3 separate regions of the Homo sapiens genome follow, and regions 1 and 2 are each linked to region 3. A link is an interaction called in ENCODE POLR2A ChIA-PET data of the cell type or tissue named here. Cell type or tissue: MCF 10A. All regions are shown on one strand. Each heading gives the region's core, and the rest is flanking DNA. Links, peaks and the distances in the headings are about the cores only. Region 1 holds the start of KRT84 (keratin 84). Region 2 holds the start of KRT82 (keratin 82). Region 3 holds the start of KRT6A (keratin 6A).

Region 1 (9,712 bases), core at 5,224-9,223, 100 kb before region 3:
AATTCTCAGATTGTAAGTCCTATCCAACATCGCAGATATTCCATTGGCTATGTGTAGAGCTGGAAGAGAACTTACAGACCCTTTACCCCAGCCCCTCATTTTAGAGAGGAAGAACCCAAAACTTACAGAGGTTATCCTTCATTCTCAGACATAACCATTCCATCTCCACATAGACATGGTGTGTGGGATGTCAGTTCTTTTGGGTTATCCACATCACTGTTCCCACTCATCTGCCTGGAAGCCAGTGACTACCAGTGGTCATTCCCTGCAATTTCCCTGAATCTAGGCAACTTGGCCGAATTTTGATACCCCATGTGGGGGTATGAATTCTTCTTCTTTTTTTAATTACTCAACTCCATTCTCTACTTTTCTAAGCCTGAATAGATGAGGCCACTCAGCCTCAGAAACTATGAAAACTTCATAAGGAACAAAAGGATCTCAAAGAATAAAACCTCTTAAGCATATACCAGCCAACACCTGGCTAAAGTCCCAGTGTTTCCAGCCTGTTTCAGAGACATTTCTAAGTGACCAGATGCAACATCTTAGTTTGTCGAGATGCCCTCGAGTTTGGCTGGATGCTCCTCTGTCCTCCAGAAGATATCAACACTGTCGGAATCTATCCCACCATGCAGCTCGTCCTCTGGCTTGGCCTTGCTCTGCAGCAGAGCAACCCATAAAGCATACCACAATGCCTGAGGTAGGCACTTGAAAGATCTGAGGTCAAGGTCAAGTCCCCAGAACCGGGCCAGTTCTTTTTAAGGGAAAGAGCACTCTAGCGCATTTTGGCTGTAATATTCCTAGACCCAGAGATTCAGCTATCATAGGTACCTTGTCAATGAAGGAGGCAAACTTGTTGTTGAGGGTCTTGATTTGCTCCTTCTCATCCTTCTTCACCCTCTGGGCATTGGGGTCAATCTCCAGGTTGAGGGGGGTCAGTAGGCTCTTGTTCACAGTCACAGCTGTGATAGATGGGGCTGCTGGGACTCCAACCCCTCCAACTCTGTAACCAAAGCCAGGGCCACCAAAGCCATAGCCAATGCCACTGCCAGCTCCAAAGCCCAGACCAACACAGCTGTCAGCCCTAGGCCCCAGACCAACACCTCTCCCATCACCAAAACCCATCCCACAGCCAGCACCAAAGCGGACTCCACAGTGGATGGGCCGAGAGCCTACAGCTGCTATCCGGGGTGAGTACGATCCAAAGGTGATGACACTCCGACTACCAAAGCTGCCAAGGCCCCGGAATCCAGGCCCACTCCAACAGGAGACAGAGTTGGCCCGGAAGCGATTCAGGTTCTGTGGTGTCATTGCTGAACAAGAGCTGAAGTTGCCCACCCGGTGACCAGAGCTGACTCGGTAGGAGCGGCAAGACATGATGGCTTCCTGGTTGGGAGCAAAAGAGCAAGTGTAGAATGGGTGAGCTGGAGCTGGGAGTCCCTCTGAGGCCAGTGGAACCCTTGCACCCCTTTTATGTGTGTGGTGATCTGAGGCTTGGCCCCATAAAAATGAAAAAATCCATTTGCAGGCATTTATGAGCTTGGGTAGTTAGCAGAAACTCTGCATGCCTATAACCTCCTTGACAATGAGTTAACTCAGACACACCTAGTCTCATTGGGATGAGGGCTGTAACAGCAAACCAATAAACATTAAAAACACATAAACATATAAACATTATAGTCTTTTTTTTCCCTATAAGTCTACCACAATTGCCATTAAGGGGACATTAATTTGCTTTGGTCATAAATGCAATAGGTTTTTTCACTGTGAGTGTGGCTAACCACCAGAAAGTTAGGATGGCGACAGCTCCAGCAAGAGGCTCACATGGGATGCATCCATGAAGATATAACCCCCTAAAGAGGTGGGAGTGTGTGCACATCTCCAAGTAAGAAGTGATATGGAGAAAATACAGTTTGTTGCATTTCTGCAAATCAATTAAATCATCAAAAAACCTTCTGCCATGTTTTATCCAATATGGCTGTTTAGTATACAAGAGTTGAATCTACAGTAAAGCTCATTTGGGCTAGTGTAGACACATCTGTGATTTGAGACACTCAGAGATATTCATTCATTCTACAGTTTTAGAGTGCCTGCTATGTATCCAGCAGTGTGCTTGCTGCTGAGGGTACAGAGATTACAAAGACAGTCTCTATCTTCATGGTAGTAGGGGAAGATTTATCTTAAATTTTTTTTTTTTTTTTAGAGACATGATCTAGTTGCCCAGGCTGGTCTTGAACTCCTGGGCTCAAGTGATCCTCCCGCCTCCGCCTCCCAGATAGCTGGGACTACAGGCATCCACCACCATGCCCAGCAGAACATTTATCTTGAGGATTTCCAGCAGTCAACACTTTGTGGCATGATTTGAGGCCAAAGCATTGGAAAGTTTCTGTATAGAAAGCTAACTACATGATTTTTAGCCCCCAAATATACCATAGGTGTGATTTATGGGCCTGTCCATTTAGGTTCCTTGAATTATTGATGAATCTTTGGTTAGGATAGAGAGACACAAAGCAATATACATCTGGATAGAAAAGGAAAAGTTCTCAGCAGCTGAATATTATCATTGTTAGCAATATTGCAGCTCTTTTAGGACCCTGAGCCAGGCTGGTGTTTACCTTTTCTATTCTAGTGCATCCTTTGCCCAGGGGAACTCATGTTTGACTGGACGCTTGAGATTCTTTGGGATGCTTGCAATTCCACTTGGAAGGGGATGTATGCTTTTGACCAGAAGCATCCAGCTCATTTGTGCGGTATTTTCTTTTTCCAGCTATCAGCTGTATGTCTAAGGGGGAAATGAAGCAGAAAAACAATAAGAAGTGCATACTTCTCGTCAAGACCACCAGTGGCCTCCATGTTAAATTCAATGGTCTGTCCTCAGTTCTCACTTTCTTCACATAGCTGACCATGCCCTTTCTCTTGAAACACGCTCTTCTTTTGATTTTCGGACACTACACTCTCTCGATTTCTTGCCACACTCTTTTCAGTCTTCTAAGCCAGTTCCTCCTCATATCCCCAACCTCTAGACACTGCAGAGTCCCTGGCTCAATCCTTGGGTATCTATTCTCTTCTTTAGACTCATTGCCTTGGTGATATTATACAGACTCAGGACTTTAAATACCATCTGTTCATTCATGACTGCCAAGGCACAACTCTATCCCAGACCTCCCTACCCCTAAACGCCACACATATATTTTAACCAACATCTCTATTTGGATATCAGATAGGCATCTCAAACTTAATACAGTTGTCCCTTGGTATCCCCAGGTAGTTGGTTCCAGGACCCCTTGTGGATACCAAAATCCATGGATGTTCGTCGAGCCTCCGATATACAATGGTGTAGTATTTGCATGTAACCCACACACATCCTTCTGTATACTTGAAATCATCACTGGATTATAATACCTAATACAATGTAAATGCTATGTAAATAGTTGTTATACTTTATTGACAAGAAAAAAGTCCGTACTTGTTCAGCACAGATGCAATTTTTTTAAGAGTTTCAATCTGCAGTTGGTTGAATCCACAAAGGTGGGAGCCACAGATACAGAGGGATGACTTTATGACCAAAACTGTTCTCCTAATTGTTCCTGCTAAATATGTTCCACTTGCCAACATCACTATCTCTGCAATAGTTCATGCCAGAAATCTTGGAGTCATCCTTTTGTCCTCTGTTTTTTATTTCCCTTTTCCCACATTCAATTCATTGGCAAATTCTCCCTTCAAAATATATCCAGACTCCTACTCCTTCTCACCATCCTGCTGCTCCCATGCTGGCCCAGGCCCATCTCTTCCCACAGGATCTTCTGAACTACACTCCCAGCTGGTCTCCCAGCTTCCTCCCTTGCCCCTTCAGGCTTTTCTTAGCAGCACAGAGTGATCCTTTAAAAACATGTCAGATCATGCCATTTCCATGCCGAAACTCCTCCCATGGTTTCCCACCCATTCAGAGTCAATGCCCTGTAAGACACTATGCAGTGTGCCTCCCTCTTCCCTGACCTCATCCCCTCCACCTGTCCCGCTGCCCACTCTGTTGCAGCCACTTGAGCATCCTGGCTGTCCATCAAACAGGCAGAATGACTCCTGCCTCGAATGCTTACCCCCTTGCTGTTTTCTCTGCTGGGAACCTTTTTCCTCAAATAGCTGTATGGCTGGGTCCCTCAACTCTTCCAGGGCTTTGTTCATATGTCATCCTCTTAGCTTCTATTGGAAACTCCCTGTCCTCCCTGTACACCTGCCCCGCTTCCTTGTCGCCTTAGCATTTACAGCCATCTGAGGTCCTCTTCTTGGGTGGATTTGCCTGTTGTTGTCGTTGACTTGTACTGGCTGGAGCAAAGCTTTAGGAGGCAGACACTGCTGTGCATTTTGCTCTCTGAGGGGTCCCCAGGACTCAGAGTGGGGCACATGGTGGGCATTCTGTATAGTTTCGTTGAGTGAATGGAAGAGGCTGTGAAGATTAAAAGCAGGAGGAGAAAGAAATAGGAAGTATGAAGAACAGGAATTTGGGCATTTGATTTTGCAGATATTTCGGGAAAAAGAGACTCCAAGTTCCCAAATGGACAGGAATGGCCCAGGAGGGGACGGTGGGGCAGAAACTCAAGAGCTCAAAGGAGAACCAATCCAGTTTGTCCCCCAGTTCCAGCCTCTTGGGGTTTGAGCCAGGCTGCTTGAACGAAAGGGCATCCCACTCCTCTGAGGCCAGGCGAGGGGTTCCAGGAGATTGGGGCAGGGGGACCAGAGGCTGTCTGGTGGAGGTGAAAGGGGAAGGGAGTGGGAGGGATGGCCTGCCTAGAGAACCCTGGTGGGGACCCAGAAGATGATATCAATTTTAGAGTCAGATGGACCTGGGTGAAACTCAGATTTGTCACCGACTAGCAGTATGATCTTGGATAGTGCTATACCAAGGGCAGGGTGGTGGCCAGGTTCTGCTGCAGGTGCAGGCACTAGGGGAACTTTTCTGCAGAGAACTTTAAAACCAACCAATCAGCTTATTAACAATTTTCAGCATGCATTGGCCATTCTAAATAATGGTAGTAGTCCCTTCCACCCCTATGGTATACCAATGACCTTGGGGAAATTGTTTAACCTCTAAGCCTCAGTTTCCTCATGTTAATATGGAATATTCCCTGTTTCATAGTATGATGAGGATTGACTAGGAAGTGCCTGGGATGTGCACTGTGCAGTGCCTGGCAGCTGCTACTGTACTCCATTCCTTTCCCTGGCTCTTTCCTCCCTCCCTTCCTCCCTTTTCTTCTCTGTTTTGCACAATCCTCCCTTCACTTCTACACAGTCATCCCTGTTCCCATCCACACCCGCCTCCTTCCTGCTCCCATGGCAGATGCATTCATACCCCATTAGCCATTCCTGTCCCATGTCCCAGCTTCCCTCAACCCTGATCAGGCTGGGTGGGGTGGGGGTAATTGTAATTGGGACCAGTCAAGCATAGTCCCTGCTCTGTGATGAACTGTCACCATCAGCAGTTTGCAGTTTGGAGGCATTATTTCGCCAGACGATGCATAACACAACCCTCAGTCATTTTTTAGGGGGTGGCAGGTGGGGAGAGGGGGCGGAGTTGCCCTGGCAACTTTGGGTAGGAGGTTTTGCTGCTGCAACAGTTTCTTCTTGCTGTTGTCAGTCAGCCTGAGTGTAACTCCAGAGACTTGCGGGCTGAGCCCAGGCTCCGTGGCTGCATTACCATGCCTGGCTGCTGGGTCATCAGGATCCTATCTGTGGAGCAGGGAGGAGGCAGAAACGCTGAGCAGAGGAAAGGGAGGGGAAGGGCTGCCTGAGGGAGGGGGACATCCTGGTTGGCCATGCAGGTTCTGGGAACGCTGTTTGCACTGTGGCTGGGTGTGTGTGTGGGAAAGGGGATGACAGGGGAAGCCCAGATTCTGAGAAGGCTTCAGAGGGCTTCTGTTTAGCCTGGGGACGAGTTTGTGCTGGAGAGAGGCACTGGCTGGAGAAGTTTTCATGCTAAGACCTGCTCCTGCTGGGAAAGGAAGCTTCAGAGTCCCCCCAGCAGGGGTGGGGGTCGGGGGGCAGGGGGTGTGTGTGAGAGGCTAGGTCCACCCTTGCCAGTACCTCCTCCTCTCTCCCCTCTCAGATGAATGAACACGCCTCCCCACGGAAGATAAAGCACCCCCTTCTTGTTTTCTACCCACCCCTCTCACTTCTTCCAGGAAGGATGGTTTTTTCAGGTTTAATGCGATGTCTCACATGGCCCACATGGTTGTCACCTGTCCAGAGTGAAAATGTTGCTCCTGGTAGACATCTAGTTCAGTTTGCTTCAACACACCTTTATTGGTTGCTAATGTGCGCCTGGCATTGCACTTAGGTGCTAGGATGGCTAGGACAGCCTCTTCCAGGTTCAGCGACTCCAAGCACCCCCTCCTCTGCTCAGGGTGCCATTTCTAGAGCCATTTTCCCAATTCCAGCCCCTGCCAGGATTCTTTCTGGGTACTTGGTGACCCTGGCTGGAGTGTGGCAATCGTGGGTGGACCTGGGACCACAGATGTGACTGGTGTGAGGAAGGGCCATTAGGGGCAGAGTCACCCAAGGGAGGGGCCAGGGGAACAAGGAGGAGCTGTGTGGGAGGGAGAGAAACTCTGGTGAGCACTTGAAAGCTTCAGGAGGAAGAGGGCCAGGAAATGGGAGACTTTCTGTGGAGACAGACACAGAAATACAGAGCTCCAGTTCAGGTCCCCCCAGCCTCCCTAGGCCTCTCTGGGTTGTTCCCCATCCTATCCTCACTGGCACATTCTGGAGGGGCTGGGATTAGGAGACTCCAGGCCAAGCCGAGTACAGTGAAACTCTGGCTTCATGCAGACGGTTCTCTTTCTCACCAGGGCAGGGGGCCGGGGCCTGTTCCTACTGTATTCCAGCACCCATTGCAGGGCTGACCCCAGAAGACACTCAGGAGGTGTTTGCTGTGTTGAATGGAATGCAGACATCCCAGCCACCACCAGGAGGCACATCTGTCCCGCCTGTTTTGAATGTCTCCTCTCCTGGGGAGGAAGGGGGAATGGGGACACAGCTGCACGATGCTGGGGAGTCCCTGGTGGGTGTCCTGGAGGGGGTGCCCTGGTCTCTGTGCTCACATCCAGGGCTGAGCGTGGGAGCACACTCCTGGGATGAGCAGTGCTTATGGGATGACTCCAGGCAGCCTCCCTGCCCAGCAGACACTTATCAGGGGCCAGGCACTCTGGAACCAAAATCCCAAAAGGGTGGTTACCAGGCCCCGAGCCTACCTCACCGCAGTGGGGGGAGTCTTCCTTCCCTCTTCTGCTTCATTCTTAGCTCAGTCCCAACACCAAGGTGGGCCGTTTCCTGGGCCTCGAGCAGCCATCTGTGAGATGGGGTGGCCAGTCTCCTTGGAATCTGTTTGCTGACTACAGGGCGGAGGGTCACTCTGGCTCTAGGGTGCTCTGAATTAGTCCTCAGCAGGGAGTGGAGCTGGATCCAGGCCCAGGTCCAGAGAGACGAGGCTTCAAGTGGGAACAAGGCTCTCAGATCCATCATTTCCTTCTCTCTTTCCCAGCATGTGGATGTGCATCCCCGGAATCACACTCACAGGCCCCAGCCATGTGCTGCGTGCCCAGCTGGCAGCTGTGATGCCCCAGCCTGGAGCCTGCTGCTGGCATCCTGCCCAGACAGTCCCGTGGGCCTCCAGGACTCAGGCTTGCCTGCCCCTCCTCCTGGGAGCTTCCAGAGCCTCAGGACTAAGGTGGGACTCTCAGTTCTGTCCCCATGGCCTTCTGCTCTGCCACCATCACAACAGTCCTCACAGCTGTAATTTTGTGTCCCCGGTCTGTATTTCCCGGTAGGCTGTAAGCCCATGGGGCATGCGGCCAAGGCCCCATTTAAAAAAAATAGCCTTACTGAGATATAATTGCTATTACTGTATATAATTCATTCATTTAAAATGTAAGAGTCAATGGCTTTTAGAGTGTGCAACCATCAATACAGCCAATTTTAGAACATTTTCATCACCCCAGAAGAAACCTTTATTTTTTATAAAAAAAAAATGTTTTTTAAGCGACAAGGTCTTGCTCTGTCACCCAGGCTGGAGTGCAGTGGTGCGATTATAGCTCACTGCAATCTTGAACTTCTGGGCTCAAGTGATCCTCCTGCTTCAGCTTCCCAAGTGGCTGGGACTGCAGGTGCAGCCACCACACCGGGCCAAAGCAACCTTTAGCTGTGGCTTCTATGACTCCCCTAAGCTCTGTATTCTCCTCCTTCCAGCCCTAAGCAGCCACAGCTCTGCTTTCTCTGTGGATTCCCATATTCTGGACATTCATACAAATGGAATTGTAAAATAGGTGGCCTTTCGTGACTGGCTTCTTTCACTTTGCATAATGTTTCCAAGGTTCATCCATGCTGTAGCATGTATCAGCACAGGACTCCTTTATATGGCAGAGAATATTCCATTGTGTAGGTGTGCCATATTTTGGATAGACACTGTGACATGTCTACACAGTGTTGTTTCCACATTTTAGTTATTAGGAGTAATGTGATAAACTTTCACGGGCATGTTTCTGCATGGACATAGGTTTCTATCTCTCTTGGATGTATGCCTAAGAGTGATAGTGCTGACTCACCTTGTACCTCTGTGGGGACCACGCTCAGGAACTGCCAGGCTGTCTTCCACAGTGGCTGCCCCATCTTACATTCTCTACCATCGGCCCCACATACAGTGTCTACTGCGCTTTATGGGGTAAACTGGCCGTGACCAGGGCTGTCTCATTCCGCACTGAGTCTCCAGGCCCTGGGTAGCCAGCCCCATAGCAGGTGCTTGAGAGATGCAGAATGAGCCAATGAGAATGTGAAGGAATGGGTTCTGCTGACTATGCTTGCTCTCAGATCTGACTCTAGACTTCCCTTCAGCCCCTGTCCATACAGTCTTCCCTGTGATCCTGTCTCTGACCCTCGCCAGGCAGTCGTGAGCTGCTTCTTGGGGCTCCCATGCTGTTTGGCCCTCATTATTTATGAATCTTCTCTCCGGGAGGCTGAGCGTCCTTCCAAGGTTAAGAGGGAGTCTTAGTCAATTCTGCAGCACCAGCCTCTAATGCAGGGCTTGGCGCAGCATGGGTGCTCTTTGGGGAGAGTGGGGAGTCATCCCAACTCTCAGGAGAGGGGAGCCATAAGGGGGAAAGCACCCCCCAGGAGGGGCTGTTTCAGGGGGTCGGTGAGGCAGAGGAAAGGGGACTGAGGCCTCACAGAGGGTGGAAGCACCGCCGCCAAATCTCCAGGTCTTGGGCTCTCTAAATGGGGAGAGGAGACTGGAGTGTCCTGGTCCTCCTCACTCCATGGGCTGCCACCATCTTCACTGCTTTCCTGGAGCTGGGGGTATCCAGGCACTGAGAATGGTTCGGGATAGGGACAGAGCCTAGGGCTTGGGGGCTGCTAAGTCTAGACACAATAGAGGACCCCAAGGATTTTCTCTAGGATGTGTATAGGACACCATGTAGTGAGGAGGCCTGTGTGCAATGGGCTTGTGGCTTTTAACATGGCAAGTGACTTGCAAACCATTGGGGTGTGACGTGCAGGTTTTAAGTGTGATTTGTATAGAGCCCTATTTCTTCCACAGGCAATTTGCAAATTATTTACATGTAGTGTTTCTGTTTGTATAATAGTCTTCATTTCTGTTCCGAAGACTCCAGTCCCAAAAAGCTGCTCACCAGTTCCCCCTCAGCCTTATCACACTTTCCACAGAGCAGAG
Region 2 (11,362 bases), core at 964-4,963, 96 kb before region 3:
TGCAAATCTGCTCCTAGTCTGACTCCCAAAAGATTTGGATAGCCCTTTCCACCAGCCTGGGAGCTCACGGCAGACAGAGCTCTTCCTTTGGGGTAGGGGAGGCATCAGAGGTCTAGGAAGGGGTGGTGTGGGCTGCCTGTGTTGGGGTGATCAACCCCCAAGACTCCAGAGCCAGTGGGGCATGGCTCATCTACTTACAGATATTCACGGGCCCGATGCCTTCGCACAGCCTGGGGATGAGAGGAAAAAGAAAACAGGTATCTACATCAAACAGATGCAGGTAAATGCAGCATCTCCCCGCTCCCGCCCTCATTGTGGACCATGTGCTGCTGTGGGTTTTCAATGAATGTGGGTAGGGGACGGGGTGAGAGATACTAGCAGCCGCCACCAGAGGGCTGGGTAATGGCCATACCTGGTAGCCCATCTTTGACCCCCTCCTGGAGGAGCTCACCTGTGCTCTTCACCCTCCAGCAGGCGCCTGTAGGTGGCGATCTCGATGTCCAGGCCCAGCTTGGAGTTCATCACCTCCTGATATTCCTTGAGCAGGCAGGCCATGTCCTGCTTGGCCTTCTGCAGAGCCTCCTCCAGCCCTGCCAGCTTGCACTTGGCATCATTGAGAGCCGCCTCGCCCTGCTGCTCTGCCTCAGCTATGGCACCCTCAAGTTTGCAGCGCTGTGGGAGGGGCGCAGAAAAGCATCACTGGGGGCCCTGGAGCCCCAAGCCAGACTCGCAGAAGAGCAGAGAGAACACGGGGGTGGCTACGTGCCAGGCTCACATTTGCGAGCTTCATCCTAGGATTGCGACATCTGGTTCCTCCAGGGAACTGGGATGGGTTTTCTGTCTAAAATACCTCCAAGAGAGCGGGGATTTTCCTCTTAAGTATGCTGAGAAATTTCTGTGGGGTTAATATGTTTTAAATGCCCAGCTGGTCTTCCCTAGCCCAGGAGAATGGAGTGGGTCTGATTTTATGAACAACTGAGAGTCACCTTGAATTTCAGGATCATAGAATCACAGTCTTTGGGTCTGAAGGGACCGTGGAGTGCATCTTTTCTATACTTGCACCTAGTGAAGCATCCTTGCTTCTCATCTTTGACATTGGTCACCTCGTTTCTGTTGGGGACCTGACTATTTCCTGTGGCTGCTCATCCTGCTGTGGGTCAGCCCTTTGGTAGAAAGGGCTTGCTTCTGCTTGAGCAAGGCAGCACAAGTTTATTCCCTCTTCAATGGCACTCACAGCAAGGATTGAACCCGCCCTGCACGGCACAGACTGGCCAGTCAGCCCAGGATGGCTGTTGCAGCAAGGAAGTCCTCCCCAGCCTCACCTGGGCTTTGACATTCTCGGTTTCTTGCTGCAGCCGCTGGATCAGTTTATTCATTTCCAGGATCTCGTTCTTACGGTTGCGGAGGTTGTCACAGTGGTTCCCAGCTGTGACTCTCAGCTCCTCATACTGCCAGGACAGAGAGGTCAGAGCCCCAGGCCCCACAAGATGGCATCTCCTAGCCTCTTTTCTCACTGTTCCCAGTCTTTTCTCCCGTGACTTCCTAGTTCAGGTGTTCTCTGGTTCTCATACTGGTTCTGCTCCTTTACCTTCTTCCGCTTCTGGGCAATTTTGGGTCCTTTATGTGGGCTGTTCCTGATTCCCATCTCACCCCATCCCCAGCTCCAGGCTTGTTAGATTTTTCTCCAGCCTCTGAGATCCCCTCCTCTGTTGAGCTGTTCTGTGTCTGGTCCTTTTCTCTGTCCCAGAGCCCAAGTTCACCTGAGGGCTCCCTCCCTTTTAGATATGCCTCTGGAACTTGGAAGGGGTTTCTGTGCTCAGCCTGGGTTGCCTAACAGACCAAGGACTGCCCATTAGGATGGGTCTGCCCATCAGGATGAGAACATTTGTATGTTTTCCACAAAAACAATAAAAAAAACAAAATGCAATTTATGTCCTACCTTGAGGTAACACTTTTTTATAAAAACCTTTGCACTCTGAATCCAATTTCTGAATAGTAGTGTGTACAGATTACATTTGTAAGTTTTAAAAAATTAGCTGACTTTAGATTTTCTGATAGTGAGTGGGAGCATATTATATAGAAAATGCAAAATGAGAGATAAGCACATAATCACACTCATTGGCTCTTTTGTTATTTGGTTACAGTAGGAAAGTCTGCAGTTGCCTAGTAAATATCCATTGTCCTCTTCTTAAAACAGAACCCCTGGCTGGGCTCAGTGACTGACACCTGTAATGCCAGCATTTTGGAAGGCTGAGGCGGGCAGATCATTTGAGGTCAAGAGTTCAAGACCAGCCTGGCCAACATGGTGAAACCCCATCACTACTAAAAATACACAAATTAGCTGAGTATGGTGGTGCATGCTTATAATCCCAGCTACTTGGGAGGCTGAGGCAGGAGGATCACTTGAACCTGGGAGGCAGAGGTTGCAGTGAGGCGAGATTGCACCACTCACTGCACTCTAGCCTGGGCAATAGAGCAAGACTCCATCTCAAAATAAACAAACAAACAAAAAACAAAAATAACAGCAACAGAAAAAACCCAGAACCAAATAGAACACTGCTTTTATTTAGGGTAACAATGAGCCCAGATAAGAGAATATTTCTCAGTCTTCCAATCAATGAGATCTATGACCATGGCTGGGTAGGGCTTCTGGGTAAGCTCTTTAAAGGGGGGAATGACCCAGTTGGCTTTTTTTGCCTCTGTTCTCCTTGCTGCCAGGCGTAAGCATGTGAGATTGGAGGTGCTGCAGCTTTCTTGGAACATGAGGCAACCAAGAGGATGGAGCATGTATTACAGATGGCAGAATGGTGAACTCAAAGGATCCTGGGTCCCTGATGATGTCACAGAATCTCTGTGTCATCCTGGGCAGTCTATTTTGTACTTCAAGCTACTTTAGAAAAAAGTAAAAATTCAATTTTAACTTTTTTTTTTTTTTTTAGAATTTCTGATCCTGGTAGCCAAATGCAATCTTCAACTAATAGAATTTTCTCTAAGATTCTGACTTAGCAGGATGGGAAAATGAGGTGGTTGTAATCCTGAACCCAACATGGCTGATGGTTGTTGCCAGGGGCAACCAGAGGAAGGGCCAGCCAGAGTGAAACCTGGCCGTGGGTGGGTCACAGACAGGTTCACCAGGAGCTGACTCCATTTCAAGTTTTCATACTTCCAACCACCATGGAGCTCCAGAAAATGGGCAGAGCATCACTTTGGGCACTCCCTGGGCAGTGGCACCCACTGCCTTCAGAACAAAGCCAAATGACTTAGCACAGCCCTGCAGATGCTGTGACCTGGCCTCAAGCTACCCCTCCAGCCCGATCTCCACAGCACATGGCACTCCAGGCCCCTCAATTTCTGCTGCTGTGTCCTAGCACCTGCTGCTCAGCCTGGCACACCCTCCCCCCATCTCCCCTTTGAATCTTATTTGTCCTTCAAGATTAGATCAAATGACAACACCTTTGCCTTTGTGACACAATTTGTTCCCTCTGTCATCAAACTCCCTTTACCTGCTGCTCCACCTTTGCAATCACTTCCTGCTAGCTGGTGTTTTGGTTTGGGAAGCACATCCTTGCTGGCCACCCTAATTGAAACTGCACTCCAACACTCCCTACCCTTCCCCTGGTTTATTTGCTTCCTAGCACTTGGTATCACAGTCTAACATACATCCACTGCACTTATGTGCCTTGTTTATCATCCATCACCCTGCCCCTCCAACCCTACCCTGGAACCCAGCTTGTCTCTGGAATGAAAGCGACATGAAGGCAGGGACTAGTGTCTGTTCTGTTCCCTGCTGTGTCTCCAGCTTCTAGAACTGTGCTTGGCACGTGGTTGATGCTGAATACACAGTGTTGAATGAGTGGACCAATGAGTGCATGCATGCATGGCGCCTTTCACAGGCAGGGCAGGAGAGGCTGAGATGATGATATTTGTTAAATCTAATTACCCTTAGGGCCCCCCTGCCCTCCAAGCAAGCCCCTAATTATTAAGTCTGAGGCCATCTTAATCACTGTTTCTGCTCTACCATTAGTAGCCACCCCATGCCACTAGCCTCCTCCCACGCCTCGAAGCTTAGAGCCCTCTTTGCCATCATTACAGTTCAGTAAAACCAATTAGTGTTTACTGAACGCTGCCTACAGGAGCACTTCCAGTGAGTCTGCAGGTAAAAACTGCTGGGCGCCCTGGCACCCTGATGACAGGCCTGGATTGTCCGGGGCGGGGAGGGGTCCCTCCCACGTGCTCTGCAGGGAAGTGGCCTGGGGCCTGGCAGAAACAACAGCAGCTGGGCTTTATGGGATTCCCTGTGTCTGTGGCATGGCGTGGCTCTCATTAGCTCCTCACCCACTTCTGCGGAGAAGGAGTCTGGGGGTCCTCCCCTCCCCTGGTTTGTCACCTCTCCAGTCTCCCTGCCCCCAACCACAGGGCCTCACCCGGCACTGGTACCAGGCCTCTGCTTCGGCTTTGCTGCGGCTGGCGATGTCGTCATACTGCGCCTTGATCTCAGCGATGATGCCGTCCACGTCCAGCTCCCGGCTGTTGTCCATCTTCACAATGACCGAGGTCTCAGAGATCTGAGACTGGAGCAGGCAGATCTCCTGGGGGCAGGGCCCATGTGAGAAGGAGTGAGCTCTCTGAGCGTCCGGGGACAGGAGAAGGGGAGAACCCGTTCTGACCTTCCCAGAGCAGAGTGCATAGAACTCTGCTATGGCTGTTCTGGGCTTCAGTCACCAACTGACTCCTTGTCCCCACCCTCTGGTTGCCCAGAGCTTGGTGGAGACTTTCCCAGAGGGGCCTGTGAGCCATGGCCTGGATGATCCAACTTCTGTGAGTCTCACCGCCTGAGAACGTCTCTACAGTGCGGACCTCTTTCCATGCTTGCCCTGAAATGTACCCACTGGGCGGCCACTCTGCTGCCCTCTCGATCCCTTGGCTCCAGCCCTGACTAACCACCCAAGGTCAGGGCTGTGGGTACCTCCTCATACAGGCTTTTCAGGAAGTCGATCTCCTGCACGAGTGCCTCTGCGTTGGTCTCCAGGTCAGCCTTCATCAGGAAGGCTGTGTCCACGTCCTGCAGCAGAGCAGGGACAGAATGTGACCTGGCTGGGCCACCTCCCAGGCAAGCTGGTGGCAGGGGGAAGGCGTGGGGCTCACCTTTCCTCACGAACACCCATGGGCATCGAAGGGGTGATGGAGCCGAGGTGGGGAAAAAGGGGTCCCTAGCCCTGGGACCCCAGGCCTGGGCCTGGCTTCCTGATGGGAAAGGATCTGAAGGGGGTGGGGCTTAAATGAGCCTTAGCAGCAGCATCTCAGAGCCCACTTTGCAGAGCCTGGGCCTGGAAATACCTGGCTACCTGTCTGAGGAACCATCGCAATTGTATTTGGGGGCTTGCGGCAGAGCTTTTGAGCTTTTGTTTTGGTTTGGCGTTGGCATCTGTCCCATCTCCAGCTGCTCGGGCAGGGTTAGACATGACTTTAACCCAGCTTCGGCCTGCATGAGTGGGGAAGTGGAGGCCAGGCCAATGGCTGGCCTTTTGCAAGGGGACAAAGTTGGGGGAGAGGAGGCCGGCCTTCCTCATTCTCAGAGTTAGTGGGGCTGGCACAGGAGTCTGAGGGGCGAAAAACCCTTTTTCAGAGTGGGTGGGCTGCAGACACGTTTGGACTGAGTTCAGGGCTAGGTGGCCTGGGGCAACGCAGGCCAGCTCAGGGGCTCTGCCTCTCTGAGCTTCCTCCTTACCTTCTTCAAGGCAACAAACTCATTCTCAACACAGGGACGCAGGGAGAGCTCCTCTTCGTATCTGATGGAAAAGGCAGGAAAAAATGCTTTAGTCGGGCTTGTGGATTTTGGAAGAGATCTTGGCATCAGGCCTTTGGGGGCAACTCTGCCTGTCACTGACTGAATGCCCTGGGGAGTGCCCAGGTCCAGCCCTGTCTTGGCAACTCTAGCTCCTCCACCCACTTGAGATGGATGAGTAGCCACTTGTCAAGTTTACTCTTCTCCCCATTCCTCAGGAACCTTCTCCCGCGATGAGTCCTCCCTGGGAGATCCTCCTTAAGGCTACCTTCATTCTCTCTTGCTGCTGAGGAGGTTCACTTCACCTAGTGGCCTCCCTTGGGAACGTAGAAGAAGGCTGTGCTGCTGGCCTAGCTGTTTTTTTCTGAGTCACTGAAATTCCCGGCTGACCCTGTGCATCCTCCTCGCTGGGAGGGTTCAGAGCCTGGCCTCTACCTGTGGTCCATTTGCAGAGGTAGCAATTATCCATCTTACCAGACCCACAGAGACAGCCAGGCTATTTCCTCAGGCTCCTTGGGGCTCCTCAGCCCACTCACCACTCCCCTAAGGCAGAGGGAATTGGTCAGGGGGTTCAGTTTGATAAGCAGCATCAATTCATTAAAAGCTTCTCTGCTTCATCATGTCCATCTCTCTTTTTTTCCAGCAGAACTGCTGCAGCAACGGCCCTGGACTCTGGAGCCTAGCCCCCTGGGTTTGAATTCTGGCTCTGTCCCGTGCAAGCTGTGGGCAAGTTGGGTAAGTGACTTGGCCTTTCTGCCTCATGATGCACAGCTTCGTCATCCATAGAATGAGGCTAACACTAGTTCTGCCTCACAGGGCTGTTGTGAGCTAACATGTCACATGCATTAATACCTGAAGAGCACTAGGACAGTGCCTGGTACAGGCTCTGTACTGTGAAAGTGTTTGCTATTATTCTTAAAATACCAGTTGGACCTCATCCTTCCCCGATTGTCTCACTTTTAAAAGCCAAAGTTCTCATCTTGAGCTGCAAATCCTGTCTCTTAATCTCACCTTGCTACTCACTCCTCAAGAAAGGCATTGCTTCTGCTGACAGGCTGGCCTCCAGCCCTCCCACAGCCTCACTGCATCTCACCTGTCACAGTCTGCTAGAGTTGTCCCCTTCACTTGGCAGGCCCTTCCTCTTTCTTGCCACCCATTCCTGTCCTTTCCCCATTTCCAAAATGGAGGATAATGCCATTGGAATGAGCCATTATCCTCCAAGGGCCAGAGCAAATCGCACCTCCTCCAGGAAGGCTTCCTGGACTCCCGCTCTTTCCCTTTCTTGGGATTCCTCTCCCTTCTTCTCTGTTTGTGTGTAGGTGCAGGTGGTCTGTGCACACTGGACTGGGAAAGAGTTAGCCTTTTTTCTTTCAATAGCACCCACACTTTCTAGCACAGTGTCTGGCATTGAGTAGGCATGTGGTTGACACCTGCAGTGAGTGTCCCCAACACGGCTCCACTTCACTGACCCAAACCCTTATGACCTGTTGCTCTCAGTATATTTGCCCTGTTTCTCCTCAATAGAAAGACACCTGTTTCAACTTGCCTGCCTCTAACATGCACTCCCATAGGACACTGGACTGTCACAAGGCACTGGATTCCCATGGGGCACTGGATTCCCATAGGACACTGGATTCCCATGGGGCACTCAGCCCGGGACCTGGTGAGAAAATTTATCTGGGCCTCAGCCTCTTGAAAGCACTTAATTACCATATGCTTATCAACCACCTACTCCAAGCTGTGAATTAGACCTGGAGCTCATCCTCAGGGGGAGCAAGTGTGGCAGAAGACAAAACAGGAACCACAAAGAACTGGGAAGTGAGGCAGAAGGAGCTAGAGCCTGATATGCAGGGAAAGGGCAGAAGGGCTGTGCAGGAAGCCAGAGTTGGGGGTGAGAGAAAAGGTGGGCTGTGGTAGCTTGGACATGGAGCAGAGAGATGCTGACAGGGGTGTGTCAGGCAGGAGAAGCAGCAGGAACAAAAGCCCGGAGGGAAGAGGCCTGGGGATCTGTCTGTGGAATAGGAAGTAGTTCAGGATCTGCAAAGGCACAACAGGCAGTTTCAGCTGGAAGCTGGAGCTCCAGAAGCCACACATGAAAGAGCTTATTTTACAGAGAGAGAGAGATCTGAGGGCTTTATTTAGGTGGAGTAGTGGGGAGAGAGATGGCAATACACAGTCTCAGAGCTCCTACCGTGTGCCAAGTGGGGTGCCCTGCTGACACCATCCCACCTAACTGTTCTGCCACCCAGTGAACTAAGTTTAGGCTTCCCATTTTATAAATGGGGAATCAGGGCCCAGACTGTTTCTGTCCCTTGCCCCAGGTCCACCAGTGGGGTAAAAGCAGCACTGACTCACTTTTTCTTGTAGCCCTCCAGTGCAGCCTGGAGGCTGCAGAGCTCTGACTCTAGCCTCACGCGGTCCCCGGACACACAGTCCAGCTGCCGCCGAAGGGCGCTGATATAGCCCTCGAAGATGGGCTCGATGTTGGTCTGGCAGCACCTCTGCTGCTGCATGAAGTTCCACTTGGTCTCCAGCAGCTTGTTCTTCTGCTCCAGGAAACGGACCTGCAGCCAAGAATGGAATATCACCAGGCAGCAGAGATCCTGGGGACCATGACTTAGAGAGGGCAATGGAATGAGTTTCTGCCCTGTCTCCCAACACATGGCTACCAGTGCACTAGAATTTGCAAAAATCAGGGTCTCTGCATAGACTGGCATCTGAGGGCATGTGTGTCTGTGTCTCCCCTGCCTGGGAGAGCCTAGTGGACCCCTACTTTCCACTCAGAGGTTGCGTGTTGTAGTGGATGGTACTTCTCCAAGAGGCCTAGGCAAGTCCTGTTTCAGCACTGCCTGCCTGCCTCTCTCTATCCTCGTGACCTTGACCAAGACATCCTGTCCCTTCAAGCCTCACTTTGCTTCCCAAAGCTCCTACCTGGGACAGTGTATGGGAAGGGACTCTGTTAACTTCATACTAGTGTCAGAGGATGTGAAGCTTGGGGGTCGAGGCTTTCCTTTATGACAGCCTAGGGACACTCAGGGGAAAAGACGGATCAAGGGACTCTAAGCTCTTTTCACCTACTGTGCTGCATCCTACATGGCTGTATCTGAAAAAAGTCCAGGTCCTAGTAATGTGGACAGCTGCTGGCCTCCTCCTCCCTTTTCGTAAAGTGGAAACTGAGATTAGGAGTTGAGTAAGTTCACCATGGCCACCCGGCTGGACATTGACTAAGGGAACGTGGTCTCCAGCCCTTGCTCTGGAATTTTCCACATCGTGCATTGTCTGTCAAGAAAACTACAGAAGTATCATTGCCCTACTTCTGGTCAGTGGCTGCATCAACAGGAGGCTCCCAGCCTAACAGAAGGTGGTGTGATGTTGTTGCTAATTCGGGCCCATGTTTTTGGAATAAGTTTATAGCCAGAACTTAATAAGCTTTAGAAATAAAACTGTAAGTTTGACTAAACAAGTTCCTCTGTGAAGCACTTTGGCATATATTACCTCCTCTAATCTCCCACCGTCATTCCTCCCCTTCCTCACTGGGCAGCACCGTCCAAAGGCCAAGAGGTGAATGGCTTGCCCGGGGATTCCGGGTGTAGGAGTAGAGTCAATGCCAGTGGCCAGGGCTCCTGACCTCTGGCCCAGGACTCTTGCCCCTAAACCTTACGGTCACCAGAAACACCAGCTCAAACTGTGGAATGAATCCTCACCCCAAGAGCCTCCCTGGGGCGTGGGATGGACCCAGAGGCTGTTGAGTCCTTCAGCACCTTCAGAAGGCATGCCACATCTTTTCCTGCAGTGGGTGCTGTACTGTAGATGTGGGAATCTGCGCTCTTCCTGCAGTGGGTGCTATACTGTAGATGTGGGAATCTGCACTGTTCCTGCAGTGGGTGCTGTGCTGTAGATGTGGGAATCTGCACTGTTCCTGCAGTGGGTGCAGATTCAGTTCAGCACCTTCTGAAGGCATGCCTTCCTAGCAGCCTTTCAGTGGCTCTGGAGATGACAGATGTAAGACTTTTGTGACCGTCACCCTGTGCCTCTAGCTCTGACTGTCCACTTTCCTCTCATCCCAGGCCTAAAATGATTGGAAACTCTGAGGTCACAGTGTCCATCCTCACCTTCAGGCTCAAGAGTTGTGACACAGCTCAGGCACACAGAAGGCGGTTCTACTGTTAAAGCCTCATCAGGAAGGGCATTTCTCTGCCTCTCTGGTCATTCCTTTCAGTATTGCTTTGGAAGTTCCTCTTATAGTCTGACCTCAGGCAACCTTGGTGATTGGTGATTTTGTCAGATAATATTCAGAGAAAGATGATATATTTTAAGAAAGACAAGGAAGCAGAAATGTTTAGTGCAGAATCTGATCTAACTGGCTTTCAAAGGCTGGTGGTCGTGGAATGTGAGGGAGGCCACTGGATAAACTGAGGCCTCCTCAATGTCAGTCTCCTCCTGGTTCCCTTGGACCAGAACAAGACCAGACCCCAGATCTGCAGTGGGTCCTCTCACGGCCCTGGGCCACTGCCCCCTTACCTTGTTGATGAAAGATGCGAAACGGTTGTTGAGGCACTTGATCTGCTCCTTCTCATCCCTCTTTACCCTCTGCACAGTCGGGTCTATCTCCAGTGCCAGTGGGACCAGCAGGCTCTCATTGATGGTGACAGGGGTGATGCAGGCAGAAGGCCCACAGGTGGCTCCCAGTCGGTACCCGAAGCCAGGCAGGGTACCTCCACACCTGGAGGCTACCCGGGGCCTCCCAAAGCCCACGTTGCACAGGCTCCGTGAGCCAAGGCAGCCCAGAGCTCGGAGGCCCCTACCACCCCCGGGCCGGCATGGCCCCTTGCTCACTGCATAGTGGGTGACCATCCGGGGCATGACAGCCGAGTATGAGCTGAAACTCTGACTGCCACACCTGGAGCCTGGCTGGAAAGAGTGGTACGACATGGCAGGAGAGAGAGGCAGAGAAATGCGGCCCTGGAGGAAAGAACCGGGGCAGGATGATCAAGTCAGGCTCAGCTTCCCCCCTTTTATCTGGTAGGGGGATGGAGGACTGAGATGTGTCAAACCCCAAATCACCATTAAACTAGGTTTATGAGCTTGGGATATTGGCAGAGCTAAGTAGCAAGGTGGATAATTAGGGTAGCGAAGAGCAAAGAGAAGGGGCCAATGGTCAGTGCTGGTGGGCCCTATAAAAATCCTATTTGTCCTCCTTCCTTGATTGTGGGGGTGATGAAAGGGGCCAACCAGACAGATATGTTCCATGTATCCAGTGGCTCAGCCTCAAGGAAAGGGAGAGTTGGGACTACGTCATTTCATAGGAGGGGAGGCGTGCCATGAATTATACACCCTGGCTTCTCTGGGATTAGAGGGCAAGTCCCATATGCTTAAAGATGCTCTGGCTCTTTCCCCAAGGCTGCTCCTAGGCTTTTTTGCAGATCCTCAACCCAAGTGCCCTCTGTGGGCTCCTAGGTGAGTCAGGAAGTTCCCAGGAGGAAGGCTTTTGGGGTGGGAGAATCCTCCCTACAACAGGCCGGACCTTAACCCTCCTGAGCTCTGGCTCAGTGACCCACTGTCCCATGAGGGTCTTGA
Region 3 (11,362 bases), core at 351-4,350:
CCAGCCAAAATTACAAACATAGTTATAAAATAGTATTCATCTGATAAATTTTACACAGTTTTTATTACTGATAGGACCTCAGTTAGAAGAGATGTTAAATGTTGCCCAATGATTTGATTCCCGTCTTATTTCCCATTTGTGCAAGTCTCTCCTCTAAAACATCCTGATGTTATGGTCATTCTTTGTTTTGAGGATTAATTAACATTTCCACATAACGTATAAACGTTTTAAGTCTTTTTTTTCTTAATCTAGCCAAAATATCCTTTCTTTTGTTTCCAATATTTTTTCCTCTTATCCAGACCCCAGAGTGTAATTTACCAGCCCGTGTACTCCTGGCATTTTCTTTGACGCTTCAAAGGGAAGAGTTAACCTACTCCATTCTCTGATGGCCTCATCTGTGCTTCAGGGTTATGAAAAGTTATGGTTCTCCCTAGGCAGGAGTGAGGGCCACTCCAGAGATCCCATGGGGGAGTGATGCCCATCCCTGCTGCTTGCTGGGCACCAGCAGCCATCTGCACTCTCTGCAGAGCTGGGCTGAGTCCTCTTCTCCCTCCCTCCTAGGTCTCCCTGGCAGGAAGGTGTTGCTCCTCTGGTCTGGGGACCCTGAAGTGCCCCATGGAGGGCATGGCACTGGCTCACCTTGTCGATGAAGGAGGCAAACTTGTTGTTGAGGGTCTTGATCTGTTCACGCTCCTCAGCCCGCACCCGCTGGATGGTGGGATCGATTTGCAGGTTGAGGGGAGTCAGGAGACTCTGGTTGACGGTGACCTCTTGGATGCCTCCAGGGGGGCACACAGGGAAGCCAGGGCCCCCAAAGCCACCAGCAAGGCCGGCTCCACCACCCAGACCAAAGCCAATGCCGGCTCCACCACCGAAACCAAATCCACTCCCGGCGCCACCAAAGCCATAGCTGCCTCCGGCTCTGCTGCCATAGCCGCCACTGATGGCACAGCTGCCCCCTCCAATGGAGATCCTCTTGGAGCCCCCCAGGCCATACAGACTGCGGCTGCCAAAGCCAGCTCCTCCACATGCACCACCCAGGCCACCACTGCCCCTGGAGCGGGACACGGAGACGCTGCTGAAGCCAGAGCGGCTGACCCCAGGGAGCCTGGCTGAGTTGGCACTGAAACCCCGGCGGCTGCTGCTGTGGCTCCTGATGGTGGTGGATGTGCTGGCCATGGTTCCAGGAGATGAGAGAGCTGAGGAGAGTGTGAGAGGCTGGAGGAGAGAGGGAAGAGAAGCAGGACTAGGAATCAGGCTCGGGGCAGCAGCTTATATATGGAGAGCATGGGCTGGGCCCAGTCCTGGAAGGTGAGCTTGCAGGTTGGGAAGGGCTGGGCTTTACCAACAGTGAGATCACACCCAGTTTCTAGAAAGGTATGAAATATGAAGATTGCTTTTTGGCTTCCTTTAGTCATAGAGAAATTCTCCTGCCTTCCAGCCTTGACTTGATCCTAACACAATAAGCCCGGGTATACATTCACTGAAGTCATGAGTTAGTCATGTCCTCAAACAAAGGAGACAAGGAGCTGATCTGTGATAATTGTCCCCTCCTTCTTCTTCATCAGACACTCCCTGTGTGCCCCCTTCCCACACAGGTTTTCTACTCCACTTGCACCAGCCTCACCCTCTGAGTGGGATCCTTCCTGAGGGCGTATGGGCATTTGCCCGATGGCCTGAGCAAGAAGTAGCCTGTTGTGTTTTTTCCACTGCATTTGGACCAGTTCTTCTGGAGCTCCTGGCTGTCCTCCCTTGTGTCCTGGACATAGGAACGGGGTCTGCTTTGGGGATCTAACCCTCCTTTGTCAGGCAAGAGGGACAGAGGAGTTGAGTCTTTACACTGTAGGAGCAACATTTGTTCTGTGTACTGTGTGATCACCTGCCCACATGCCGTTTACCTAAAATGAAGGGAGCAGACATTGCCCAGGGTGCTCAGAGACCTGACTTCTGCCAGGAGTTTCTTTCCATATCTGCACCTCTCTCTCCAGTGCTTGCTTTCCTATTGAGCTTAGTCTCATGTAAATCTGCCTTTCCAGTTGAAATTTATAGACACCTTCTCCCTGCTGTTTTGGAGCATTTACATAGAGCTTAATTTAAACAACGGAAAATGAGTGATATAAAAATCATTAAGGAATTCACTGGATTTTTATTCCCACAGATTTTGACATTTCTTAAGAATCAAGAGTCAGACAGTTTAATTGGGTGTGTAGGGAAAGTCAAGGGGCATATGGAAGCTGTGAATCATAAAATTGTGCCCTTACAAGTGTGATGATGTAACATGTCAATTCCACATTTTAATTTCTGATCTCAGTGCTTGAAATCTCAAATCCATATACACCTTCTGGGAGGGTGGGCAGGCTGACAAAGGTGAGTGTGCTTGGTTTACAGAGGAATGAGCTTCACTTCTCCAGTCCATGCATTAAGCACTGTGCATGAGGAGAATGGAGAGCAATCCTGGGCAATATTGTTCTGTGAGAACCTATGGATAAATGAGCAACCGCAGGAGGAAGAACAAACTCCCATGCTAAGAAGAGCCTCAGGAAAGCTCTTGTTACTATTTTAAAAGCAGTCCCATTTCTCCAACATTTGGAGGGGGGGACACAGCATCCAGGAGAACAGGGTGTTCCCTGTCTAAAGGAGGTGCTAACTCAGCGTCTGGCAAGAACGAGATACCTTCTCAAGACAACGGAAGCAGCTCCCCTCCCTCCACCCTGGTTGCACAATGGTTGACCAAGAATGTGCTTCCACCCAGTTCTGGGAAAGAAGTGTTCCTTCTGGTATGTGCTCCGACCCACTCTACTCTCTTGGGATAGAGGCTTTAGGCTTGGCATGAATGATGCTAGGATGGGTAAGAAGGGTTGGCAATTCAGGTGGGAGCTATATGCATTTACCCAGTGTCCTATGTCTGTGTCAATGTCCAATGTCCACGGCTGCTTTCACACTACAAAGACAGAGCTGAGTAGTTACAACAGAGATTGTATGCCCTGCAAAGCCTAAAATAGTCACTATTTGTCCCTTTAAAGAAAACATTTGCCAACCCCTGGTTAAGAGCATGGACTTTGGAGACAGAGGGCTCAGGTTCATGACCAAGCACCTGGGTGTCCCTCTGCACTTTCTTAAACCCTTTGTGCCTTGTTTTTACACCTGTAAACTGGGAGTGAACATAGCACCGGCCTCAAAGTGCTATTGTGAGGCTTCAGTGAGATAATTAATTGAAGGTCTTAGCAAGGCATCTGGCATATAATTTCTCACCGAAGGTAAGCTAATATTATCATAGGAAAGTATGAAGACATTTTGTATGTAGAGGCCCACAAGAAGCGTCAAGAACAGGGACACAAGTGCAGGGTATGTGTGTGGGGGAGGAGGGTGGTTCAGAGACCGGTAAGAGAAATGAAACCAACATTGCAGGCTTGTGCCACATTAGTAAGGACTTAGGAAGCCATGTATAGAGGTTTGCCCTGCTCCCAGATGCCACACAGAGCCGCAGAAGGCAGAAGAGCAACAGGATCAGAAGAGCAATTTGCAAGCTTGCAGCCACTCTGCTGAGCAGCAGCATGGGGCAGACAGAGCTCCGCCCAGTGGGGGAGGCAGCATGTTGTCTGAGTGATTGGAAGGAAAGGTGGTTGGAGAGAGGATCCAACCTCTGAGTTCTTGGCAGGAGCCCAGAAGACTGCTCTCCCTCTTATGGAGTCAGGTTCCCCTGCCCATCCTCTGCTGGGTCTCAGGCTGTTCTCTGGGGTACACACACAGGGGCAGCTGCTATTAACCAGCAGTGCCAACTGCATCAGTTCCTTTTTCACTAATGAGTTCCTGTCTTTTTAAGTGTGGGGGTGAACTCATCCCTGAATAAAATATGTAATGTAATTCATTTAGTCTATCAGAGGATGGTTTAACTTCAACATCTTATTCAATCTAGGCTTGGTGTGTGCATCAGACAGCACCAGCAATATAAAGTGCCATGTTTAATTTCCTGACACCAGTGTATCTCCTTTTGCTAAATTTATATGACATTCTCTTATATATCTACTAAGAGGTTTTTTAAAAAAATTCCCATTCCCAGCTGCCAGGCATGCTCTGGGAACCAAGTCCAGTGACCCCATAGAGTGAGGTCAGCTGGGAGGACTCATGAGAGGTGATGAAGGGCTTCTAAGACAGTGGAGGGGGAGTTAGAGAGGAGGGAATCCTGCTGCTGCCGGAAGATCTATTTCTGATTCCACTTCTTCCCAGGCCCCACCACCACTAAAAGGGGAAGTTTGCACCTGGCTCATTTGCCATTGATTGTCTATGTCTTTCTTTGTCCTGGTGTGGGAGGTGCCTGTTGTTCCTGGCCTGCTTTCAGACAGCTGCCCTAGGCTGGGCCCTGTTCTTTTCTCTCCTGTGAGTCCAGCCCTCTCTGCCTCTGAGTCTACCTCTGCCAGCGACCACCTATCCCAGGAGAGGGTCATGTTCATAGGCAGGCCACCCTATCTACCCTGGATGGTTATTCTCAGGTGAAACCTCTCTGGTGACCATGGCTCATGTCCCATGGTGGTGCCCAGAGGTGTTCTGTTTCCCTAGAAGAGCCGAGTGGGGAAGGCACAACCTTCATAAGAAGATTAGAACAAAGGGTGATGGTTCAGGCAACTATGTGAGAGAAACCAAAGCACGCAGGATGAGTAAGCAGGATGACAGCCAGCCTCCTCCCCAGGGGACAGCTGAACCCAGCCTCTTCCTTCTGCCGGGAGAGCCTCCCTTCAGGTGGGAGCTGTCTCTGATTGCCTTGGAATGCAGAATGCCTTTGTTCCAGGCCCAGGGATTAACCTGCACTCTTGAGTTGTTCCCAGTGTGGAGGGAGGACAGGAGGGAGCTCCTGAAGCCTGAGCTCATGGAAAGTCTGCCTCAAAGAGGATTTGCCTAGGCGTTCTGCCTCCCAGGGTGGAGTTGGCAGATGAGAATGAGGGAGAGGCTATTGTCATCATCATCAAAAGCTTTAAGATTCAGTGCCTAATCTTGCAAGCCACAATGCAGGATGATGCTGCTCAGAGGGAATCCCAGCGAGCCAGGCCTGTCCCTAGGGAGCACCCACTGAAAGAGAAATACTGGCAGCCACACGTGTAAGCAACATAGACAGAAGCACGAAGGCTAGTGTGAGATGTGCAGCCTTCTATGGTAGACCTAGTGGTTTAGAGAGTCTTGAATCCCTCAAAATTGTTTTACTTAGTAATCATGTTGTTTATGAATACTCAGTATGCACCTAGCTCTGGAGCTTCCCTTCTGTTTCTCAATTTTCACACACACAGTCCGTTTATTTTTTTTTATTTTTTTTTTGCAGAGAACATTGACAGCATTGCCTATCTGAACATGATCCATGAGTGGCTTTCTCTACAGCTGCAGGAAGTCTCACAACTCCATTTTCCAGCGGGATGGGGCTCTATCTCAGGTCAGTTGTGGAGTCCAGAGGTCACTGGAATAACATTTTGCACAGGCCAACCTGCCCTTAAAAGTGTGGTTCCTAAATCCCCAGATGTCACTCCATGTGACTTTCCCACTGAGGATACATCAAGAACCTCTTCCTCACAGACTTGAGGGATGGAGGGAAGCATTGTAGCTGCCACTTCAACCATCAAAAGTAGATTATATGCCTGGAACGGTGGCTCACGCCTGTAATCTCAGCACTTTGGGAGGTTGAGGCAGGTGGATTACTTGAGTCTAGGAGTTTGAGAGCAGCCTGGGCAACATAGTGAGACCACATCTCTACTCTCTACAAAAAGTACAAAAATTAATGGGGGATGGTGGTGCACACCTGTAATCCCAGCTGCTTGGGAGGCTGATGTGGGAGAATTGCTTGAGCCCGGGAACCAGAGGTTGCAGTGAGCTATGACCATGCCACTGCACTCCAGCCTGGGCAACAGAGCAAAACCCTGTGTCAAAAAAAAAAAAAAAGTGGATTTTGACAAGGAGCCTGGAGTGAACTGGAAACAATCATTAGCCTACAGGATTGATGCATGTTCTGTGCTTCGAGGGGCAAATATTGAGTGTTTGCACAATTACAGAAATTACTCTGATGGCTCTCTACACATTGAGTTTGACGCATGTTCATATAAAATGTAGTTACCGAGTGACATATTTTGCATGTGTCCAATCCGTCTTGACTCACCCTGTGCATGCTGGTACTGGGTAAGTAGGTGCACTTGGATGTTTACATCACTGGAAAGCGCACAACTGGGCTGGGCACTGACGGGCATATTTGGAAGAAGGGGACAACCTTTGGCTTTCCTGATCCGTGTGGGGACACTAGTTAGAGGAGGAAGAGCAGTGTGTATCTTATGAATGAGGCATTTTGATGATGGGAGGCAAGAAGGGAGGTTGGAAGTGCAGAGAAGTGCTTTCGGAAAGATGAGAAGGCGAGAAAGGGACAGGCTGCACAACAGGACAAGGCAGGAACCCTCCTCTGTGAGCAGGAGATAGTGTGCAGGTGAAGGACCAGGCTCTCCTTCTGTCACGTGGCTGAGGTCCTTGATAAGAACAGGGTTGAAGGGAGCCCTGCCAGCCTTCCAGAGAGACCGGTAAAAACTGCAAGAAGAGTTTCCAATGGACTGGTTTCCTTTTCTCTCCACTGCCTTCCCCAGTTCCCATCTCCCTTCTTATCCCATCTCCACTTTGAACTCTGGTTTCTACTTCCTCACTGCTGCAAGGCTCCCCTCACTACACAGTCTAATTTTTTTTAAGTATACTTGGGAAAAAATATTTCAACTATCCCCCAGTGACATACCCAGGGCCTGGCTTAAATAATGTAAAAGATAGGATGAAGTGAATTCTTACAGAGGGATGTCTCACTCCATCGGCCTTCTGGTCAAACACCCTTTATTTCAGGAAAATATCTGGTTAATTCAGGAAAATATTTCAGGGAAAATATCTGATTAATTATGAGGTAATAGGTAATTCCTCCACATTTGGAATGATCTGGAGTAATTCCCACCTATAAAATTTACTTTCAAATCATTTTACTCTTAGAGTACAAATACCCTAGAAAGCAAGCCAGTCTCCTCTGAGATTTCCTGGAATTTCCTGGCTGCTTCCATCTGTTAATCTTGTATAATTTCACTTTAAGCCTAGGGGCAGGATTAGCGACAGATCATTGATATTCTGGCAGAAGTCTGTGGAACTCATGTTGCAAGTGAGGCCTCAGGGGGATCTGATAAATTTAATTTCCTTCTCTTTTTCCTCTTCCCTTCCCTCAGCTGTTTCAGGGAAATAGCCTGAATTTTTCCAGATAGGCACAGAGGAACACACAACATGGCTAGGAAAGTCTGGACCTTGTGGCAGAAACTGTAGATTGGCTAATCCATCCACAAGGAGGTTCCATTCCTAACACACGTCTTTCTTTCCTATCTCCACTATAGAAAGAGGAAAAGTGAAATCTTCTTTCTCTCTTTATTTTTATTTTATTGCATATCATTTTATTTCATTTTTTAGAGATGGAGGTCTTTCCCTGTTCCACAGCTTGGCTTGAAGTGCAGTGGCACGGTCATAGCTCACTGCAGCCTCCAACTCCTGGGCTCAAGTGATCCTCTGGCCTTAGCCTCCCAAAGTGCTAGGATTAAAGAGAAGTTCCACCATGCCCAACCACTTTCTCTTTTTAAGAAAACAGTTTTGTTTATTGAGGTAGAATTTACATACAGTGAAATGTGTAGCTCTTAAGTACAGAGTTCAATCTATTTTGAAAAATCCATGCACCTCTATAAGTCACACCCTATCAAGGTATAGAATATTCCCATTACTCCAGAAAATTCTTTTGTGCACCTTCCCTATGAATCCCACTGCACCAAGCAAATACTGTTTTGATTTTTCCACCAAAGAATCATAGGGTGTATGCATACTGCACATGTGCCATTTATATACATGCTGTATGTGTCTGGCTTTTTTCACTCAACAAAATGTTTTTGAGATTCATCCAGGTTGTTGTTCGTATCAGTATTTCATGCTTTTTTACAGCTAAGTGGTGTGCTGCTGTATGAATATACCACAGTTTGCTTACTCATTCCTACAGATGAGTTCCTGGGATAGTTCCAGTTTGGGGTTACTGTGAATAAAGCAGTTATGAACATATTTGTGAATATTTCTGTGGGCAAATGTTTTCATTTTGCTTAAATAAATACCTAGAAATTGAATTGTGACATCAAGGGTCAATGTGTATTAGCTTTCCAAATTAATTGTACAATTTTTTAAAATAGACTTTATGAACAACTTCAGGTTCATAGCAAAATTTAACAGAGACTACAAAGAATTCTCATATAAACCCCACGCCCACACACACACATGCATAGCTTTCTCATTATCCACATCCCCCACCAGAGTGGCAGATTGGTTACAATTGGTGAATCTACATTGATGTGCCATTGTTATTCAAAGGTCATAGCTTACATTAGAGTCACTTTGGTTTTGTACATTCTATGGGTCTTTTAAAAATGTGTAATAACATATATCCACTGTGGCAGTTTGCCACGGTTACCATGGGACTGAACCAAGGGGGACGAACGTAGAAATGAAAACTTAAGACAGAGAAACTGTTTTAAAGAAGGAGTCCAGGGGAGAAGAGAGCTCCATGTTTCTAGTGAGCAAAGGCAGCCCGCTGAGCTTCCACAGCCCTTCGTATTTATTGTGTAGAAAGAGCAGGGAGGAGGAGGTAATGATTGGTCAGCTGCTTAATTGATCACAGGTTCACATTACTGTTAACAGGTGTCAATTATGCCTAATCACGAGAAACACTGCCAGCGTGACTGCCCTCAGCATTCCTTCTGGGTGGCAGATGCAGTTTGTCAGTTTGCCAACAACCTGCATTCATGAGACTAGTTTGCTGTTTACTCATACAGCCTCCGGTGGTATACTGAGTTGATCACGACCCTCACTCTTTCAGCCTGCAACAACCCACCATTATAGTATCATACACAATAGTTTCACTGCCCTAAAAATCCTCCTGTTCCACTTACTCATTCCTTCTTCCCCCCTAACCATTGGCAGCCACTGGGCTTTTTATGGTCTCCATAGTTTTGCCTTTTTCAAAATGTCATGTAGTTGGAATCATACAGTATGTAGCCTTTTCAGACTGGCCTCTTTCACTTAGCAATATGCATTTAAGGCTCCTCTATGCCTGTTCATGGCTTGATAGCTCATTTCTTTTTAGTGCTGAATAATGAAATTCTATTGTATGGATGTACCACAAATTGTCTATTTATTCAGCCAATTGTCTAAGCACCCATCTTGGTTGCTTCTAAGTTTTGAAAATTAGGAATAAAGTTGCTATTAATATATATGTGCAAATTTCTATGTGGGCATTAGTTTTCCATTTCTTTGGGTAAATATGAAGGAGTAAAACTGCTGGATTGTATGGCAAAAGTATGTTTACTCTTTTTTTTTTTGAGACAGAGTCTCGCTCTGTCACCCAGGCTGGAGTGCAGTGGCGCGATCTCGGCTCACTGCAATCTCCGCCTCCTGGGTTCAAGTAATTCTCCTGCTTCAGCCTCCTGAATAGCTGGGATTACAGGCAAGCGCCACCATGCGCGGCTGATTTTTGTATTTTTAGTAGAGACAGGATTTCACCATGTTGGTCAGGCTGGTCTCAAACTCCTGCTCTCGTGTTCCGCCCACCTCTGCCTCCCAAAGTGCTGGAATTACAGGAGTGAGTCACTGTGCCCGGCCAAGTATGTTTACTTTTGTACAAAACTACCAAACCGTCTTCCAAAGTGGCTATACCATTTTGCATTCCCATCAGTAATGAATAAGTGTTCCCATTGCTGCATATTTTCACCAGCACCTGGCATTGTCAGTGTTCTGGATTTTGGCTATTCTAATAGGCATGTTGTGATACTTCATTATTGTTTTAATTTGTATTTCTCTGATGACCTATGATGTTGAAAATCTTTCATATGCTTACTTACTATTTGTATTATCTTCATTGGTGATGTGTCTGTTAAAGAATTTGGTCCATTTTATAATCAGGTCGTTTCTTACCGTTAATTTTAAGAGTTATCTAATACATTGTAGTTTGAATAAGAGTCCTTTATCAGATATGTCTTTTGCTAATATTTTCTTCCAGTCTGTGGCTTGCCTTCTCATTTTGGCAGTGTGTTTTGCAGAGCAGATTTTAATTTTAATGAGGTCCAGCTTATCAATTATTCCTTTCATGGATCATGGCTTTGGTGTTGTATCTTAAAAGTCATCACCATACCCAAGGTCATCTAGGTTTTCTCCTATGTTATCTTCTAGGAGTTTCATAGCTTTGCATTTTACATTTAGGGCTATGATCCATTTTGAGTTAATTTTGTGGAAAGTGTAAAGTTTGTGTTGAGATTCATTTGCATGTGGGGTATTCAATTATTTCAATAGCATTTGTCTTTGCTCCCTCATATTGCTGTTGTTTCTTTGTCAAGGACCAGTTAACTATATTTGTGTGGGTCTAGTTCTGGCCTTCCTATCATGTTCCATTGACCTATTTGTCAACTCGTTCACCAACACAACATGGCCTTTATTACTGTAGTTCATTGTAAGTCTTGAAGTTAAGTATTGACAGTACTCTGACTTTGTTCTTCAATATTTTGTTGGGCCATTTTAGATCTTTTGCTTCTTCATAAAACTTTAGAATCCATTTTTTGGTCTACAGAAAATAACTTGCTGAGATTTTGATTGGGATTGCATTGAATCTGTAGATCAAGTTGGGAAGAACTGACATCTTGACAATATTGAATCTTCTTATCCATGAACGTGCAATATCTCTCAATTTATTTGGTTCTTTGATGTCTTTCATCAGAGCTTGTAGTTTTCCTTATGTAGATATGTATATATTTTGTTAGATTTATACCAACTATTTCATTTTTGGAGGTGCTAATATACGTAGTATCATGTTTTTTATTTCAAATTCCTATTGTTCTTTGCTAGTACATTGGAAAGTGATTGACTTTTTATATTAGCCTTGTATCATGCAACTTTGCTATAATCACTTGTAAGTTTGGGTAGTTTTTCATTGCATCTTTTTTTCTACATAGACAGTTATGTCATGTGATCAAAGTTTTATTTGTTCCCACCCAATTTGTATAACTTTCATTTCCTTTTCTTGTCTTATTTCATTAACTAGGACTTCCAGTTATTTTGAAAAGTAGTGATGAGAGGGGAAATCCTTGCCTTGTTCCTGATCTTAGCAGGAAAGCTTCTAGTTTCTCACCATTAAGTATAATCTTAGCACAGGTTTTCTGTAAATGTTCTTTATCAAGTTGTAAAATTTCCCCTCTCCTCCAAGCTTACTAAGAGTTTGCATTATAAATGGTGTTGGATTTTGTGAAATTGTTTTTCACAATACACCTATTGATATAATCATGTGTTTTTTTTT

What was found. ChIA-PET counts read pairs that join two places held together with the same protein. Peaks named below come from ENCODE experiments on the same cell type or tissue, not always from the same donor. Only the 100,000 strongest peaks of a DNase experiment are listed, where the experiment ranks them.
Region 1: POLR2A ChIA-PET joins it to region 3 with 24 read pairs; 2 of 35 experiments call an interaction of 5 or more read pairs at or near these places.
Region 2: POLR2A ChIA-PET joins it to region 3 with 11 read pairs; 2 of 35 experiments call an interaction of 5 or more read pairs at or near these places.

The regions. Positions count from the first base shown.
Region 1 is chr12:52,384,212-52,393,923 of GRCh38, forward strand. It overlaps KRT84 (keratin 84), which reads right to left and starts at 1,441. Exons shown (of 9, transcript NM_033045.4): 1 at 829-1,441. The coding sequence starts at 1,374. In MCF 10A, for the core only: CTCF peaks have their summits at 6,983 (motif pointing right) and 7,182; DNase peaks (open chromatin) are centred at 6,960 and 7,640.
Region 2 is chr12:52,395,561-52,406,922 of GRCh38, forward strand. KRT82 (keratin 82) reads right to left here and starts at 10,775. Exons shown (of 9, transcript NM_033033.4): 1 at 10,307-10,775; 2 at 8,141-8,349; 3 at 5,729-5,789; 4 at 4,967-5,062; 5 at 4,425-4,589; 6 at 1,323-1,448; 7 at 452-672; 8 at 199-230. The coding sequence starts at 10,717. RefSeq lists enhancers at 141-642, 765-934. In MCF 10A, for the core only: no CTCF peak of the experiment used is centred there; no DNase peak of the experiment used is centred there.
Region 3 is chr12:52,492,010-52,503,371 of GRCh38, forward strand. It overlaps KRT6A (keratin 6A), which reads right to left and starts at 1,248. Exons shown (of 9, transcript NM_005554.4): 1 at 640-1,248. The coding sequence starts at 1,179. In MCF 10A, for the core only: no CTCF peak of the experiment used is centred there; DNase peaks (open chromatin) are centred at 1,432, 2,692, 3,622 and 4,262.